Regions from separate parts of the Homo sapiens genome. Here region 2 is linked to region 1. The links are chromatin loops, found by intact Hi-C in ENCODE. Cell type or tissue: heart left ventricle. All regions are shown on one strand. Links, peaks and the distances in the headings refer to the core of each region. The heading gives the core; the rest is flanking DNA.

What was found. A loop is a pair of places that touch in the nucleus more often than their neighbours do. Peaks named below come from ENCODE experiments on the same cell type or tissue, not always from the same donor. Only the 100,000 strongest peaks of a DNase experiment are listed, where the experiment ranks them.
Region 2: it touches region 1 in a loop (2.6-fold over the local background); 90 of 110 quality-filtered maps call a loop at or near these places.

The regions. Positions count from the first base shown.
Region 1 is chr10:78,978,325-78,986,650 of GRCh38, forward strand. The region is part of intron 5 of ZMIZ1-AS1 (ZMIZ1 antisense RNA 1); the gene reads right to left. Among named protein-coding and RNA genes, the nearest start is that of ZMIZ1-AS1, 85 kb to the right of the region's middle. RefSeq lists enhancers at 1,697-2,197, 2,198-2,698, 3,178-3,257 and a silencer at 3,937-4,128. In heart left ventricle, for the core only: no CTCF peak of the experiment used is centred there; a DNase peak (open chromatin) is centred at 3,787.
Region 2 is chr10:79,057,780-79,066,105 of GRCh38, forward strand. It overlaps ZMIZ1-AS1 (ZMIZ1 antisense RNA 1), which reads right to left. Exons shown (of 10, transcript NR_024431.2): 3 at 7,968-8,040. Among named protein-coding and RNA genes, the nearest start is that of ZMIZ1-AS1, 5.5 kb to the right of the region's middle. In heart left ventricle, for the core only: no CTCF peak of the experiment used is centred there; no DNase peak of the experiment used is centred there.

The sequences.
Region 1 (8,326 bases), core at 76-8,075:
CACAGCACAAGGCAATAATCACTTCACACAGCTTCATGCCTCCCTGGTTTTGTTCACGCTGTTTCATCTGCTGACAGCACTCTGCCCCATTTTCAGTCTGCTTAATTCTCTCGTCTTTCAAGACTGATCTCAGGCGCCTCCTCTTCCAGAAAGCCTCCACTGACTACCCCTCCTCCCACCTGAGGCTGATGCTGTGCTAGGGGATAAGATCATTCTGTTCAAAGTACTTGTTTAGGCCAGTGCGGTGGCTCACGCCTGTAATCCCAGCACTTTGGGAGGCTGAGGCAGGTGGATCACCTGAGGTCAGGAATTCAAGACCAGCCTGGCCAACATGGTGAAACCGCATCTCTACTAAAAATACAAAAAATTAGCCTGTAATCCCAGCTACTCAGGAGGCTGAGGCAGGAGAATTGCTTGAACCCAGGAGGTGGAGGTTGCAGTGAGCCGAGATCCTGCCACTGCACTCCAGCCTGGGAAACAAGAGCGAAACTCCATCTCAAAAAAAAAAAAAAAAAACAGTGCTTGTCGAGATGGGTGTCTTCTCCATAAAGTGTAGGATTCTGTTTTGATATCCATACCCTCAACACCCAGAACTGACTAGGTGCTCAGGAGAAATAGGTGGAGGTAAGAAAGATGCCTGGCACTCAGTGGATACCCAGCTCATGCCCAGCTATCCTCTCCAGCCGTGCTCCAAGCGGAGCCTAAGGGTGGCTCCTCCTTCCATACTTAGGAAATCTTGAAAGTATTGGCCGGGCACAGTGGCTCACGATTGTAATCCCAGCACTCTGGGAGGCTGAGCTGGGTAGATCACCTGAGATCAGGAGTTCAAGACAAGCCTGGCCAACATGGTGAAACCCCATCTCTACTAAAAATACAAAAATTACCCAGGCATGGTGGCACACGCCTGTAATCCCAGATACTCAGGAGGCTGAGGCAGGAGAATTGCTTGAACTCAGGAGGTGAAGGTTGCAGCGAGCCAAAATCGGGCCACTGCGCTCCAGCCTGGGCAACAGAGCAAGACTCCATCTCAAAAAAAAAAAAAGTATTGTGTTGCCTTCCACCCTTTCCAGCGGATGGGTGGCTGAACTGGGCACACCATACAGCATTTAAAATGAGCAGTGTACAATTTTTGGCCAAATCTAAGCCAGATCTTCCCCAGCAGCTCTGTCCCAGCTTTGCATCGGTGTCTGTCACTGAAGCTCCCTTTCTTCCAGCTCTATCTCAACTCCAGCACCTCCCCTCCAAGCTCTCCCTGACTCAGTTTAGTCCCCATACATAGAACCAAGCTGGGGCCGGGAAAAAATGCACCCACCAGGAAGCAAGAAGCACGGTTCTACTCCCGGTTCTGCCATTGACCCCCAGTGTGATCTGAGTTGATGCATCCCACATGGGGCCTCAGTTTCTCCCTTATACTTATAGAGTTATAAGTATCCCCCTTATTCTTACAGAGTTAAGAATAGAACCAGAGTACCCTTTGGGACTTTAAGATCTACATAGAGAATTCCTGGAGGCTATGAATGAGGGTGCAGCCTCGACGTCACCAAGGCGCTCGTGAGATGATTGTGCCCCCATCCATAGGGACCCCATAGACACAGCCTCCTCTCTGCTCTCTATGCATTTTGCTTTTCACCTCCAGCCACAAGGCAACTCTGGTTGTTAAAAATAAAAACAGCCCAGAGCCGCCAGATCCAGGGATGACAACTCTTCTAAACCAAGGGAGGGGGTGCTGTTTTTGTTACAGTCACTGAGCTTGACTCTAATCCAGGAAAATCAAATCGAGACATGACTTGGCCCCTCCGAGCTGGTTTGACCCCAGAGATGTGGGTCAATCCTTGCTGTGGTGGCATCTGAGTATTTCATGCCAACATCACAGAGCAAGAGACAGGAGCACGGTTTATGCGTACTGGGACAGTCAGTGAGATTCGGTGAAGGACATGAGGTACCTAGGCAGCACTGGGCTTCAGGCTGGCACCGGGGAAGGACAGACAGGAGGCAACCCCCTCCTTGGTCAGCCCCAAGAGCATCAGCTGTGCCCCGAGTCGGGGGACTCAGAACATTTAGAGAAAACTCCACAGAGGAGGCAAAATTTGAAAAAAGGGAGAGGAGCTACGACGGCATCAAGAAGGGGCAAGGCATGCCTTTGACCGTGTCACTCCTGCAAAAAGCCTTCCTTGGCTCCCCGCTGTCAAGTGGATGAAGTCCAGACTCCTCAGCTGGCAGGCAAAGGCCTTCCCATGCTGACCCCAGGGTGACCTCTTCCCTCCAGCATCCCTGGGCTCCCCATTCTGTCTCACCCTTCCTCACACACCCTGGGTGTCAGCCTGGGTGGCCACATATGCCAGGCTCTGTTGCTCTCCAGTGGCTTTGCACATGCCATCTGCAGAGAATGAAACGCCCTTCCCACCGCTCGCTGCCCCATCTTGACTTCATCTTCATGGAAAATCCCTTCGTGCTCTTTCAGTCCCACCTCCAGTGACCCTTCTCCACGGAACCTGCCTCAACTCACCCAGCTGGAGTTGAACCATTTGTCCTCCGCTTCTGCAGAGCAGCCCTTTATGTTCAGACAAACAAACAAATAAACAAAGATGTGCTCCACCAGACAAAAATAATCCCTATCCACTAAGAAACATGTTGCTGCCCAGCTTTCGCAATTGCTGTCTCACTTGATTCTCACACTCTGTGGGGTAGGAAGGAAAAGAGTAGCATTGGCTACAGTTCATGATGAGGCACCTGAGGCTCAGAAACCTCGGGGCACTCAGTCATGGTCACTCAGTCACTTGCTAGCATTGAAGAGATCGGCTCTAGATTCTTGACTCTAGAAGGGAAGACACCCAGTTCTGACTTGGTTTGCCCATCTGTCTACCGTACCTCCCTGTCTTCTCAAGGGAACCCCTCATTCCTTGAAGGGGGGGGCCTCATCCAAATCACATGGTGTCCCCTAGAGCACCTAGCTCAGTGCTCAGCACACAGTAGGTCTGATGGTTTCCCAACAAAGAAGTGGAGTCTGAGCAGTGCTGGGGGAGAGGATGTGCAGAGGGAAGGTTCCTGCCAACCAGGGTGGTGTGTCTGGGTCAAGAGGAAGAAAAGGTGATGGGCAGACTGGGGTAGGCAGGGTGAGGCCAACCAGGCCATTCAGGCTGATGCATGGGCAATGGGGAGCCATAGGAGGTTGTAGAGAAAGGCCTGCTTCAAAGGGACTCCAAGCCAGAGCCCCAAGGGAAGAGGTGTGGCCATAAGAGGGACTTCCCAACCCAGGCCAGAACCCCACACTTCCCCTAGCTCAGAGGTGGCTGCGGCTCTGCATGCAGACTTAGGAGGACAGCTTCCTCTCCAGGTGAGAGACGTCAGACACAGCTATTGTGAGGGTCTGGGGAGAGACAGGACAGAAGCAGCAGACCCTGGAGTAGCAGCCTGAATGCACCTCTCCCGGGGGCTTCCCAGGGTTAGAAAAGGCCTGGCTCTCCAGGAGGCTGGGAACAGAAGAGAGAGTGGAGAGTGCCAGGAGTCCCCCAGCCCCAGGCCCTGCAGGAGGGAGGAGAGCTCTCTGCCACCTCAGCCCAGCCCTGCTCCGGGGAGCGCTCCACACACCACCAGCAGACAAGTCTCCAGACAGTGCTCGTGTGTCAGCATTTCTGAAGATGTGGAGGAGAAGTCTGTGGATTTAATGGGACAGCAGTCTGCAAGGAGAACCAACAGGATGGGATGGGGAAGGAGATGCCTCCGCAGGGCAGATGGACAGCAGCCTGGGCACCCAGCCACAGCCATGCAGGGAGCTCTCAGCAGGCCACATTCCTCACATGCTGCAGGGAGGTGGCGCGTCAGGGCAGAGAGGGCTGCACTTGCCTGTCCCGGTCACTAGCACCACATATAGAGTGTGGCTCCTGAGAGGGGGCCCAGGCACAGCCACAGCCAAGAAACTTGCCAAGGGAACATGCTCCAGTTCCCACATGGACCCACATGGACTCTCCACGGCCAGTGGCACAGTCTGCCCCCTGCCTGGGCTTCCCGGACCCTACACATTTGACCCCAGGGCCCCTCACCCCATCATCTCTCAGGCTTCCTAGATGTCTTCCTAGATCTCCACCTCTAGCCCTTACACAGATCATTTCCCCAACTTGGACCAGGTGGCCAGGTGAAATACTGGGTGCTCAGTTAGCTTTGGATTTTAGGTTAACAATGAGTGTTTAGTATAAGTATGTCCCATACAACACGGGAGATACTATACTACAAATGTATTCATTCTTTACCCGAAATTCACCGGGGCATCCTGTATTTTTATTTTCCTAAATCTGGTAACTCCAATGTCAATGCCCCAATCCCTCAACGCCGCCTTTAGTGACAGGCATTCTTCCTTCCATCTAGAGGGTAGGCCCTGTTGGCTTTGCCTTCTGAGGGCCTCTGTCTTCCATTCTGTTCCAGTTTCTCTGTTGCTGTATACTAAACTACTCTACAACTTAGTGACTGATAATGAAAACGATTTTATTCTATCTTGAGATTTGTGTTGATCAGGAATTCACACAGGGTTCAGCCGGGTAAATCTTCCAGTCCCTATGGCGTGCATGGGTGCTACTCAAGTACTATTCAGCTGGTGGATGGGCCCTTCTGAAAGCCCTGTGTTGGCTTCACTCGCATGTCTGGCATCATGATGGGGACGCCTGGAAGGCAGAGCTCCACTGAAACTGTCCTCCAGAGCACCTGTCACGTGGCAGCCTTGGGGTAACTGGATTCCATGGGGGCTCAAGGCTTCCACATGGAGTGTTCCAAGGATCCCAAGCAACCTGTGTGCTTTCTTATGACTCAGCCTTGGAAGTCCCAAACATCACTTCTGCCACATTCTATTTACTGATCAAGCAGTTCAATGCAAGGGCCAAAAATTAGACTCTATTTCTTGATAGGAGGAGCAGCAACGATGTGCAGCCATTTCTGATCTATCACACGTCGCCTCCTCTCCATCCCCTCCACACCGCCCAGGCTCAGACACTCATCTCTGGCCTGTGCGCTTTCCAGCCTCCTTCTGACCTGTTTCCTCACCTCTGCCTTCTGATCCATCCTCCACTTCAGCTACTATGAACTCATTTTTCCTAAGATCCTGGATTGACTATGTTGCTTACTGCTTGATCATTTTCATTGGATCCTTCCTAGACTCTAAGCTCCACAGGGACAGGGAACAAGACCTTTATTTTTTCACTGAGGTGTGCCCAGTACCTAGCACAGTCTAATATATAGTAAGTGCTGAGTAAATATTAGTGGAATAAATACCTGAAGGAATGAGCTGTGGGATAATGTCCAAACTCCATAGCCTGATATTCACACATTTTGGTAATATACCGCCTCATCTTGTCACCTTGAATGTAGCCCTATCATACTTTCCAACATTCCTTAAACGTGTTTCTTCCCTCAATGGCTTCTCATGGTCTGTTCTCTCAGCACATGCTGCTCGTCCTCTCTTACCTACCTTATGAACTCCTATGCATTCTTCACAGCCCTGCTCAAGTATCACTCTCTCTCTGAAGCACCAGTTCCCACAGCTTTTTTCCATGTCAATCAACAATACATTTGTCTCAAATGTAAATTCCACCTGAGATCTAGCTCCCCAAACACATAGTATGGGTAAACGGCTTCCTGAGATCAGGGGCAGCCTGCTAAGTAAGTCAGGCACTTTAATAAACATTCATGGAGGACAACTAAATGCCTCTCCCTTCTCTCAGCCTGAGCAGCATCTCCCAAGGACGTGTTATGGCCTCATTTCTCACAGCAAACCTTTCCTGACCACCACTTCCCACAAATATGCACCATGCTTTATTGGGCCCTAATTTCCCACTGCAGTTAGCCCACACTCATTAGACACTAACTGTATACTGACAGACACCACTCATCCTTCTGATAATTCAGCTAAGATTCCCTGGGAACCTCCAGTAAGTAGGACCTGCACCAGGTACTAGAGACTTGGGGACTTTTGCCCTGCTGCCTGGAGTTCACAGTCTGCTGGGTAGACAACAAGTAAACAAGCAATGGCAATAGAGATCCTGGGGGTGCATATGAGGGATGGCTCTCAGGAGGGACCCTCCATGCCATCATGGGCTGGGGAGGTTGCCAGGGAACTGAGGTCTAAATTTGTACAAAGGAAAGATAGAGGGAACATGGGCAAAGGTCTGGAGGGAAGAACTCATTTCAGGAAACAATTAAAGATCATTTGGGCTGGAACATAGAAAGCAGGGATGGGGAAGGGGGGTTAAGGCAAGAGAGGAAATCAAAAGCCAGGTTGTTAAGGGCCTTCCACATTCAATAAGACACTGGGGCTTCCAGGCAGAGGCCCATAATGCTAATTAATAAGAGTAGCAGCTGGGTGGGGTGCAGTGGCTCATGCCTGTAATCCCAGCACTTTGGGAAGCCGAGGCAGGCAGATCACCTGAAGTCAGGAGTTGGAGACCAGCCTGGCCAACATGGTGAAACCCCGTCTCTACTGAAAATACAAAAAGTAGCCAGGCATGGTGGTGGGCACCTGTAATCCCAGCTACTCGGGAGGCTGAGGCAGGAGAATCACTTGAACCCAGGAGGCGGAGGTTGCAGTGAGCCAAGACTGTGCCATTACACTCCAGCCTGGGCGACACAGCAAGACTCTGCCTCAAATAAATAAATAAGAGTAGCAGCTGACCTCTATTGCCCCGGTGCTGTGTGCCAGGTTGCTTACCTCCATTCAATCTTCCCGGGTGCACTTTGAGATGGATATGGTGATGACCACACCTCGTTTCCATAAGAAGCAGCACTGACTCAAAGCTACCCTACACTTCACCTCAGGTGGCACACCTAGTAAGAAAGAGCTGAGTTTCAGCCCAGGCTGCCTGACACCAGATCCTGTATCCACAACTGCCCATTTACTGAGAAGGGAGCTCAATGGATGGGGACAGAGTCCCATTAGCACTTTCATGGCCTTTCATCTGGGCAGGACACGGTGCCCTTATCGTGAGAGTCAGAAGGGCTCTGAGAAGCCCTGAGTTCTTGTGCCATGTTGGGTTACCCATCCCTAAAATCAGAAGGCTGGAGGACTTCAGTTGATGCCAGGATGGGGATGAGCTGCTCCAAGTCTTCCCTCCACTTCAGCCTGCAGCTCCCAGAGAGCCATGCCCAGGCCTGCCTTTCCCCTGGGCTCCCCCTAGGACGCCGAGGATAGGGCCAGGGTCCCTGCAGGGCCTCAAGGGCACTAGGACTGATTCCACTTCATGACACCAAATTCAAAGAACCCAGCCTCCACTGTCATAGGGCTCCTCTTAGCAAGCAGGTGCCCCTCTCCCCAACAAATACCCTCTGGAGTTCAGGTAGGGGAGAAGGGACAAGGCTACTCAGAGACACCACTGTGCTGGCGCCCAGAATGGCCATGGGGTGAGCCCAGTGATGGTGGCACACGGCAAACCCTGCTGTATTGGGACCAAGCCCAGGTTCCCTAGTCTGGCCTCTCTAAGAAAGAGTTCCAAAGGGGAGAGGGGCTGGCCCAGGTCACACAGCAGGTCAGTGGTGGGTTGGCCCCTGGCCCAGCCAGCAGTCCCCTTTGTTATCAATCACTAATGCTGTGCCTGAGAGGCTGACTATGGTCATCTGGTCAGCTGGTCATCATCCGAGGTGCTACCATTACCACCACAGCCATTCAGAGAGAAAGAGTGAGCAGCCCGGTGTCTCAGTGTCTGCAAGGCACTCTGCTGAAGGCTCCAGGCTGCCCTTGATAAATGGGCATGGCTCAAAGCCTCTCAGCTGTCTGGGGACAGCCTCAGAATGGTGAAGGTGGAGGGAAGAAAGGCGTGCAGCCAGACGGGTCTGGGTTCAATTCCTACACTGCATTCCTAGCTGGGACCTGGAATTTCAGAATGGGAATTCAGAGAGGAAGTTCCAAATTCTTGCTTATCTCAGTCATTGTGATAATGGCCTGGTGGTTATGGAAGACGATGTTCCTATGTCAGAGACACACATTGAAGTGTATGAAGGTGACATGTCATGAAGACTCAAGCTTACTCTTATCCCAGAGCTGCCCAAATGCTATTGCATACATGGATCTCATGGGAACTCTATTAAAAGGCAGATTCTGATTCAAAGGGACTGGGGTGGGGCCTGAGATTCTGCATTTCTAACGAATTCCTGGCTAAGCCCATGCGGCTGGTCCACAGAATACACTTGGAATAGAGAGGATTTAGGATTCTTCAGCAACAGCATCAGCAAAGAAAGATAAGGCAGCCAGGATGGAACTGGATTATGATGGAAGCTGGGTGGTGGGGTAAAAGGAATTCATTATGCCAGTCTCAAGACTTTTTTGGTATGTGGGAGCCGGAGGAAGGAA
Region 2 (8,326 bases), core at 41-8,040, 79 kb after region 1:
ACTCACAGCGTGGCTGTGAGGACTGAACTAGTTAGTATGAGGGAAGAGCATTTAAAACAGCCCTTGGAACATGAAGAGTGCTCTCCAAGGGACATGGCTGGGCTCAACTGGGTTGGCCAGAGGAACAGGATCTAACCCAGAACTATCCTTGCAGAAGCCCAGGAGGAAGACTGCTTTGAGGCAGCAGAGTCAGGCAGCCTTGGGAAAATGCAGTATGGGGTGCTGGAAGAATCCCAGCTAGGGCCAGCTTAGCAGACCTGGATTCACTGGCCAAGCACACAGGGCTCCTCGCACCACCTCCTTCTCTCCCAGCTTCCCACTCTCCCTCCCCGCAGTACCTTTCCCCCATTTCCTGCCCCAGGAGCGTCAGGCCCATCCCCACACAGCCCTATCTCATCCTTTAATCGGCATGCAAGGTCCACCCTTTATGCCCATTCTGAACTGGAGAAATTGAGGCTTGAAGAAATGGAGGGATGGGACTGGCACAGCTGAATTCGGGAACCCAGGACTTTGGAATCTCAGAGTAGCTTGCAGAGAAGCAAAATGCCAATATGGCCCCGAGGGCAGCACAGGTGACTCTCAGCTCTCCTGGGCCTGCACTGGCTCTCAAGGCCCCTGAAAATGTCCTCCATTCCCTATTGAATCACAGACTGGGAAACCAACATGCCCCTCCCCAAGTTCACAGTCTCTGCTCCATCCCACCCACCAGAACCAGTGAATATGTCTAGTCTGACACCTAGGTGAAACCCTAATATACCTCTCCCATGTCTACAATTTTGGTCCTCCTGTTCGCCCTGCCTTGTCCATCCTCATTTGGTGGCAAGCGCCACCTCTCCGGGAAGCCTCCTCTGATTGCCTTATTGATTATCACCTTCTAGTCCCCTGGCCTCCAGATACCTGGGGACACTCCTTTCTTCAGCACTAACCACTCACCTGTTAGGATGTCCTAATGCGCAGACCAGGGTCTTCCTTGTATCACTCCACCCCCACCCTGCAGGTCAGGGCAAGGATGCTCAAAGGCTGCAGTGAACCATGGGCACATACACTCACACCCCTCCAGAAGCCATACTATTCAATAGCTAAGGCTTTGAGGTGGATTTTCTTGGATTCAAATCTCAGCTCTCTCACTCACTAGCTGTGTGACCTTGGGCTTGTTACCTAACCCCTCTGTGCCTCAGATTGCTCATCTGTTAATGGGAATAATGCTTCCAATGCCACAAGGTTGTGAGAATGAATGAGCTAACATATGTAAGCTCTTACCTTATGTATGGTATTGCTGTGTAAGTGTTGGTCATTGTTATTAATATTGTTATGTTATTATTACCAGGAGGCTACAGAGAAGTATTGCACACAATCTCTGTCCCCAAGAGGATGGGAGTCCAGACAGGAGCAGGAAATGGGGTTGACATTTCTAATCCTACCAGTTGCTCAAAACCACATTGGAAGTAGTTATCACCATCCCCACTTTACAGATAAGGAAACTGAGGCTCCCAAAGGTGTTGTGAGCTCCCCGAGGGCTCACAGCTCTGAGTCGCAGGGTTGGGATTGAGGGCCAGGTCATGCGGCTCCAAAGTCCACGCTCTTTCAACAGGCCCACGTTGCCTCTCAGTCTGGCAGGGAGATAAGCCGTGTACACAAATAGCTGCAATCCCAGGTAGAAAGTGATAAGTGCCAAACAGGGGCGATAAAGGCTCTGGGAGGGGAGGAGACTGCCCACTGCGGGAGGGGCTAGGGTGGGGGTCAGGACAGGCTTCACAGAGTGGGCAGCATCTCTGCGCAAGCTAAGACATGGGTCGCTGAATCCACAGTATCTAGCAGTGTCTGACATTGTCACAGGGGCCCAGGAAATATTTGTGAAAGAAAGAGAGGAAGGAAGGGAGGTGAAGAGGGAGAGAGAAAGGCAGAATGGGAGGGTGGCTATGCTCTGACCCCATTTGGCCCAGGAACTTGCTCCTCTCACAGGAAGACATAGTCAAGAGCTGCCACCAATTAGAGAAGGCCTTCATGGGGTCCCCATTGTCCTGTGACACCCCAGAGAAGTAGTTCAGGACTTTCAGGCCAGAGTTCCTGACAATCAGATGTTTTGCTCAATACCAGAAAGAACTTCCCAATGAGTAAAGCTAGACAAGACTTCTCTGCGGGGCAGGGGAAATGGTGTGTTGGAGCCTGTTCATATGGCTCACAAGGGCCGATTGTTAAATTTTCAGGAACTGCGCGAGCTGGTTGATGGAACCAACCAGCTGTGCCAGCTGGCTCTGGTCGGCAGCTTGAAACTGGCCATGGTGGGGGTATTTACACCGTAGACATCGGCAAATACTACAAACCAGGTTCTCCCCACTTTGGGGAGCCAGCTGTTAAACATTTACCAGCACACCACTGGCAGAGGTCTGCTATGTGAGGGAGCAAGCAGCCCGTCCCTGGAAGAGTACAAGCAAAGACAGTCTCCTCCTGGCAGGAACGAGGCTAAGGGGTTCTTTCTTAGTGAAGGGCTCAGAGCAAATGATCTCAGAAGCCCTGTTCTGGCTCTAAGAGCCTAGGAAAAGTCGGGTTTAAGAAAAAAAACTAAATCAGGATAATTCATGCCGGGAAATCATGAACCACTAGACCCAGAGACTGGGAGTAGGGAAGAGACCTGAGAAAATGTGTGAGGGGCCACATGCTTGGATTTCTCAGGTGGAAAACTCGGTCCAAGGTGACATGGAGAGTCAGGGGCAATGCTAGGACTAGAACTTATGTCTCTGGCTGCCCATCTCACGGTTCCTTCTAGGACATATGGGCTGGGCAACTAGGAAGAGGGGGATCTTTCTGCACGAAGTCTGGTGTCTGTCTCAGAATATAAGCTCTGCAGCAGTGTGGACCAAATCTGTTTTGTTCACTGTTGGAGATCTGGCATACAGCAAGTATTTAATAAATATTCCTTAAAGGAATCGATGTGTCTGAGATCCTGTCTCCTGGCAGCATTTGGTCGGGTGGAGGTGGTGGGGGCTGGGAATGTCATCCTCTGACACCGTCACTTCCTGAGTCCCCACTGCAGCTTAGTGACATGGAATCAAGAGACCAGGGTTCAAATCCCAACTCTGTCACCTCCTTTGACCTTGGCCAAACCATTATGCCTCCTGAACCCTTAGTTTATTCTTCTACGAAGTGGGTTAGCAATCCCTGCCTGCCTCTTGAGGCTGCTGTGGCACTTGCGTGAGACGTCAAGTACTTTTTACAAACTAAAGAGCTGTGTCCACAGGAGGAAGGGGGTGCCAGGAGAGCTGGCTGTGGTGGCAGTGCCAACCCAAGGGTCCCTGGTGGACACTGGACAGTGGCCAGGATGCTGCTCTCTTAGAACTGCTGCTTGGGGTAATCTGGGTCAAACTAGCCAATAGCCTGTGGAGAGGAGGTCTGAGTACCAGACAGCTCACGAAAGGGGCAGGAAGCAGAGGATGAAATGAAGATGGTAAGGGAGAGTTGGAGAAGTCCTTTTTCCTCCTAAGACCAAAGGCAGAAGGCAAACTAGCAACTTAAAAAACTGTTTTTGTCTCTGTAGAGCTGTTCATCATGTTCCCCTTTCCCCCACAAGACCTTCACTATTGCAAGAGGCCTTAATGTGTGAGCTGAGGACTGGCACCTGCCAAGTCAGGTGGGGGTGGGGTGGAAAATCCTCATATGTCCTAGAATCAGACAAGTGTTTCAAACGATTTTGGAAGAGGGATTTGTGTCGCTCTCCCAGACAAGCATCCCAAGTCCCCTCCTGGTAGGGTGGGAGGACAGGCTGGCGGGGAGGGAGGCCCAGCGCACCCCAGGCTGTGAGTGGATGAAGAAGGAAAGCAGGGGGTGGGGGTGCTCCTCCAACCCTCCCCCAAGTGCCATCTGATTTTTGCAAAGAGGGTGAAGGCAGCAGGAGGCTCAGAGCCAGGGCCAGGGAGGCAGGTGGAGAGGGTGTCCGTGGAGGGGCTGCACCGTCAGCCTGGGCCCCCAGTGGAAAGCAAAATAGAAAGGCCCTGTGTCAGCAGCCAGGCCCCTGGGCAGCCGGGCTCTCGGCTCCATTCTGTTCAGTGGGATTCTGGTTGGCACCAGCTGCAGTCAGGAACAATGCCTGGATTTCTTTCTTTCTTTCTTTCTTTTTTCCATTTTAATAGAGGGGGGAGAAGGACCAGAGCCACTCATTGAACAGCTCAGAATTGTGGAGGCATCTGGGACCGTGTGTCCTTGAAAACAGCACAGTCGCAGGGGCCCCACAGCTGGCTGCAAGGTGCAAGAAGGCATGATACACTGGGAGCTCCAGGTCCCAGCCCTGCTGCTGTCTCATACTTGCTTGCTGTGTGACCTTAGGCAGGTCCATGCCCCACTCTGGCTTCCCCACAGCCCCACCAGAGCTTGCCTTCCAGGACCCACTCAATGCCAACTCTTCTTCTTCCCCGAACTCTTAGAATGGCATTGGGTGGCCGGGTGCGGTGGCTCATGCCTATAATCCCAGCACTTTGGGGGGCCAAGGCGGGTGGATAATGAGGTCAGGAGATGCAGACCATCCTGGTTAACATGGTGAAACCCCATCTCTACTAAAAACACAAAAAATTAGCCGGGTATGGTGGCATAGTCCCAGCTACTCGGGAGGCTGAGGCAGGAGAATGGTGTGAACCTGGGAGGCGGAGCTTGCAGTGAGCCGAGATCTCACCACTGCACACTCCAGCCTGGGCGACAGAGCAAAACTCTGTCTCAAGAAAAAAAAAAAAAAAAAAGAATGGCATTTGGTGTGGGCAGTCCTTCCTGAGAGACTGTGAGCCCCCAGAGGGCTGGTTCTGGTCATCCTCCATCCTGTGGGCCTCTATACCTCCCCTGCTCCGGATGGCCTGTCAGCCCCCAAGGCCTTGCACTGGGTGATGGGATGTAGCAGTGAGCCATCCTATGACCTGCAGCCTTGACAGAAGAGGGCCATGTAACACAATACCTCCCTAGCCTGTGAGGTGTCATACTAGGAAATGAAACTCCCTGTGCCTCAGTTTCCTCATCTGTAAAATGAGAATACTAATAGCTCAGAGGATGGGAGGAGTTCATGTGTATGAGCTACTCAATGCCTGGAACATAGCAGGAACTTCACAAGTAATTCCTATGGTTATGCTGATGTTGGAGGCTGGGAGAGCAGCATATGGGGGTTAAGACAAGGAAGACGGCACATCTGGTGGAGGTATCAGGGTAGGCTTCCAAGCAAGTGGTTGCAGATGTGGCCTTGGTGACTGGGAGGGGTGTGTCCCAGGAGGTAGGAAGAGCATGAGCAATGGCACAGAGGTAAGAGTATGTACATAATGCTGGCAATTCTGGAAGTCACCCTGCATGGCCACAGGATGAGGTGAGGGCAAGGAAGCATGAGTCTTGAGGCTGGAGGACTGCACAGCCAGAAGGAGGAGAGATGCTGAGGATCTGAGACCTTCCCCCACCCCTCTCGGGGTGCAGGAGCTATCAGGAAGGAAGTGGGAGGCATGGTCCTCCTCAGGTCGCTTGTCCCAGACTTCCTCATCAGTGCCGCATGTACTTGCTCCTCTGGAGGGGCCCTGACGCAGGTGAGGGGACACTGCATGAGGAGATGTGGCTCTTGCACCCCCTCTTGTCCCCCCACCGAGTTGCTGGGACTACAGGCATGTGCCACCATGCCTGGCTGAGACCTGGCTCTTGTTCCAGCTCTGGTGCTTCCCAGTGGTGCAGTCAGGGAAAGCCATCACCTCCTTTTGGGGCTCAGCTTAGTCACCCACAAAAGGGCTGTTGTGAGGCTCAGAGGGTGAGAGGTGCCTCATGAAGGGAGGCGTTAGGGTCATTACCTATTCACAGTCCTAGATAGTCACAGTTCTGAGCAGCTCCCTCCAGGTATTTTCTTGTCCCTACTCCACTAAATGGCCCCCTCTGAAAGCCCTCCCTAAAGCAGGGCCGCCCTCAAACTCTAAAGTGAACTGTAGCTCAGTCCAAGGGTTAAAGGCTCAGACCTACAGAATCTTAGGACAATCAGAGGCAAAAGTGCTGGTGGATATCCCACACTCTCTCACTTGGCAGATGGGGAACAGGCACAGGGAGAGTTTGTGATGTGCTCAGGCCACACAGCAAGTCAGGCAATGGCGGGCTGGGCACATAGGTGTCCCGGCTCCTGAGGCAGGCTCCCAGCCTATTCTCTTGTGACTCCCATCTGAAGAAGGGGTTGGTGGTTGAACTGGGTCTCGAACCATAGGGCAGAACTCCATGGTAGAAAGTGAGAAGACGGCTGGCTTGAGGGAAGGACATTGGAGAGTCAAGCCTTGGAGGATGGGAAGGTGTGGGCTCAGAGAATGGAGGGGCCATCTGATTGGAAATGAGGGGGAGGCAGAGCAGGGGAGCCTAATTCGCTGAAGGACATAGATCTTCCCTGCTTGACCCAACCACTCACCTCTTAGAGGCACAGGGCTCAGAGCTGGGCAGGGCCCAAATGCTTCCTGTATCCACCAAGGGGTGAACTCTAAATGTAATCTCCATTACCTCACTGCCATGGGAGGCACCCTGGTCATTCCCTGGCAAGTGGGTGAGAGTCTTTACTTCACCCCAAAGTACCTGGTAGGTTACCTTATCTGCACCATAACCTGGCAGTGAGATGAGGGCAAGTCCCTATTCTCAACCTCAAGGCCCAGCCCAACCTGGAGCCCAATCTCGGCTCCACCCACTTAGCAGCTCTGAGATCTTTATTGTTTTGTTTCGTTTTTATGAGACAGGGTCATGCCCTGTTGCCCAGTCTGGAGTGCAGTGGCACAATCATGGCTCACTACAGCCTCAGCCTCCCAGGATCAAGTGATCCTCCGACCTCAGCTTCCCAAATAGCTGGGACTACAGGTATGTGCCACCATGCCTGGTTAATTTTTGTATTTTTTGTAGAGGCAAGGTCTTGCTATGTTGCCCAGGCTGGTCTCGAACTCCTGAGCTCAAGTGATCTACCCTGCCTTGGCCTCCTAAAGTGCACAGATTACAGGCATGAGCCACCATGCTCAGCCAGCTATGAGATCTTGAGCAGGTCACTTAACCTCTCTGAGCCTCTTCCCTTAGCAGGGAATGACACCTGGCTTGTGGAGAGAATACAACGAATGTTTCCAAAGTGCGTGGCATACAGTAAGTACTCAATGAATGAGATTTTCTTCCCACCTCTCTAGTCTCAATTTTAGATGTTCCCTGGCTCCCTTAAGTTCCAGAAGTGAGAGGTGGAGAGTGGGGACAGAGAAGGCAGCTCCTGGACAGGTGGGAATCCCCACTGTGTACCCGCCCCCATCCCAGCCCAGCCTAGGAGGCCATACTCGCCGCACCCTACACAAGTCCTTTGCTTCCCTCAGGGACCTCAAGCCTCCCACCCCCACCATCCTGCTGGCCTCCAGATTTTCTGCCTCCTGAAACCTGGGCCCAGGCCCCAGCAATGGTCCTCTCCCCAATCTGCTGGTGGCTCCCACAGGACAGGGAAATTAACAGCACTTGAGTGTGCTCTGAAGGTTGGTACAACCTGGCGGCCCCACACTGCCCATGCCCTCCTAGTGGAGCCAGGTGACTTCTGGGCCTGCAGGGGCTGAGCAGGATGCATCTTCCAGCTCTGGGCCACGAGGAAGTGATGGCACTGTCCTCTCTTGTCTCACCAGCAGATCTCCAGGCCCAGTGAGGCTGAGACTTTGGGGGTGAGGTTGTTGGACACACAGTTCCCAGTGAGTCCTGATGGCACCATGGACCTTACAGGGGCTCAGAGGGGGAAAGCAGCTTGCTTGGGGCTACACAGTCTATGGATGAACAGAGCCAGGGCTGAGGGGACAACAGGAAACTCTGTTCATGGGGGCCCGAGTTCCCATCCTGACCAATCTTGGGCAAGTCATTCACAGTTGAGTTTCCTCTGAAAGGGGGATGGTAGCGGCACCTAACTTAAGACAATGTGACAGTTCAATCAGGGAACTGAATTCTCAATACCTAGGAGGACCCACCACAGTACTCACCACATAGTAGACAGTAAATAAGTCATAGCTTCTTCCAAGACCCCAGAGGTATCCAATCTACCCCATTACCTCCCTGGAAGATGAACAAAGAGAGCAAGGGCCTCAGAGACCCAAGGACTGGAGCCTAGGGAAGACCCAGGACCCTGGTGGGCTTTCTGACTTGCTGCCATGCTTGCACAGAAGGGGAGGGTTGAAATGATCCCTGGTTCCATGCTACTAAGTTGAGCCTACTTGGCTCCTCTGCCCTCTGCAGCCACTTCCTGGGTTTCAGATGTAAATACTGGTGGGAGAGTAGGGGGCTGGGATGTGGGGTAGGGGGTGGAGCTTCTGGACAGGAGACTTTGAACATGAGTGGTCAC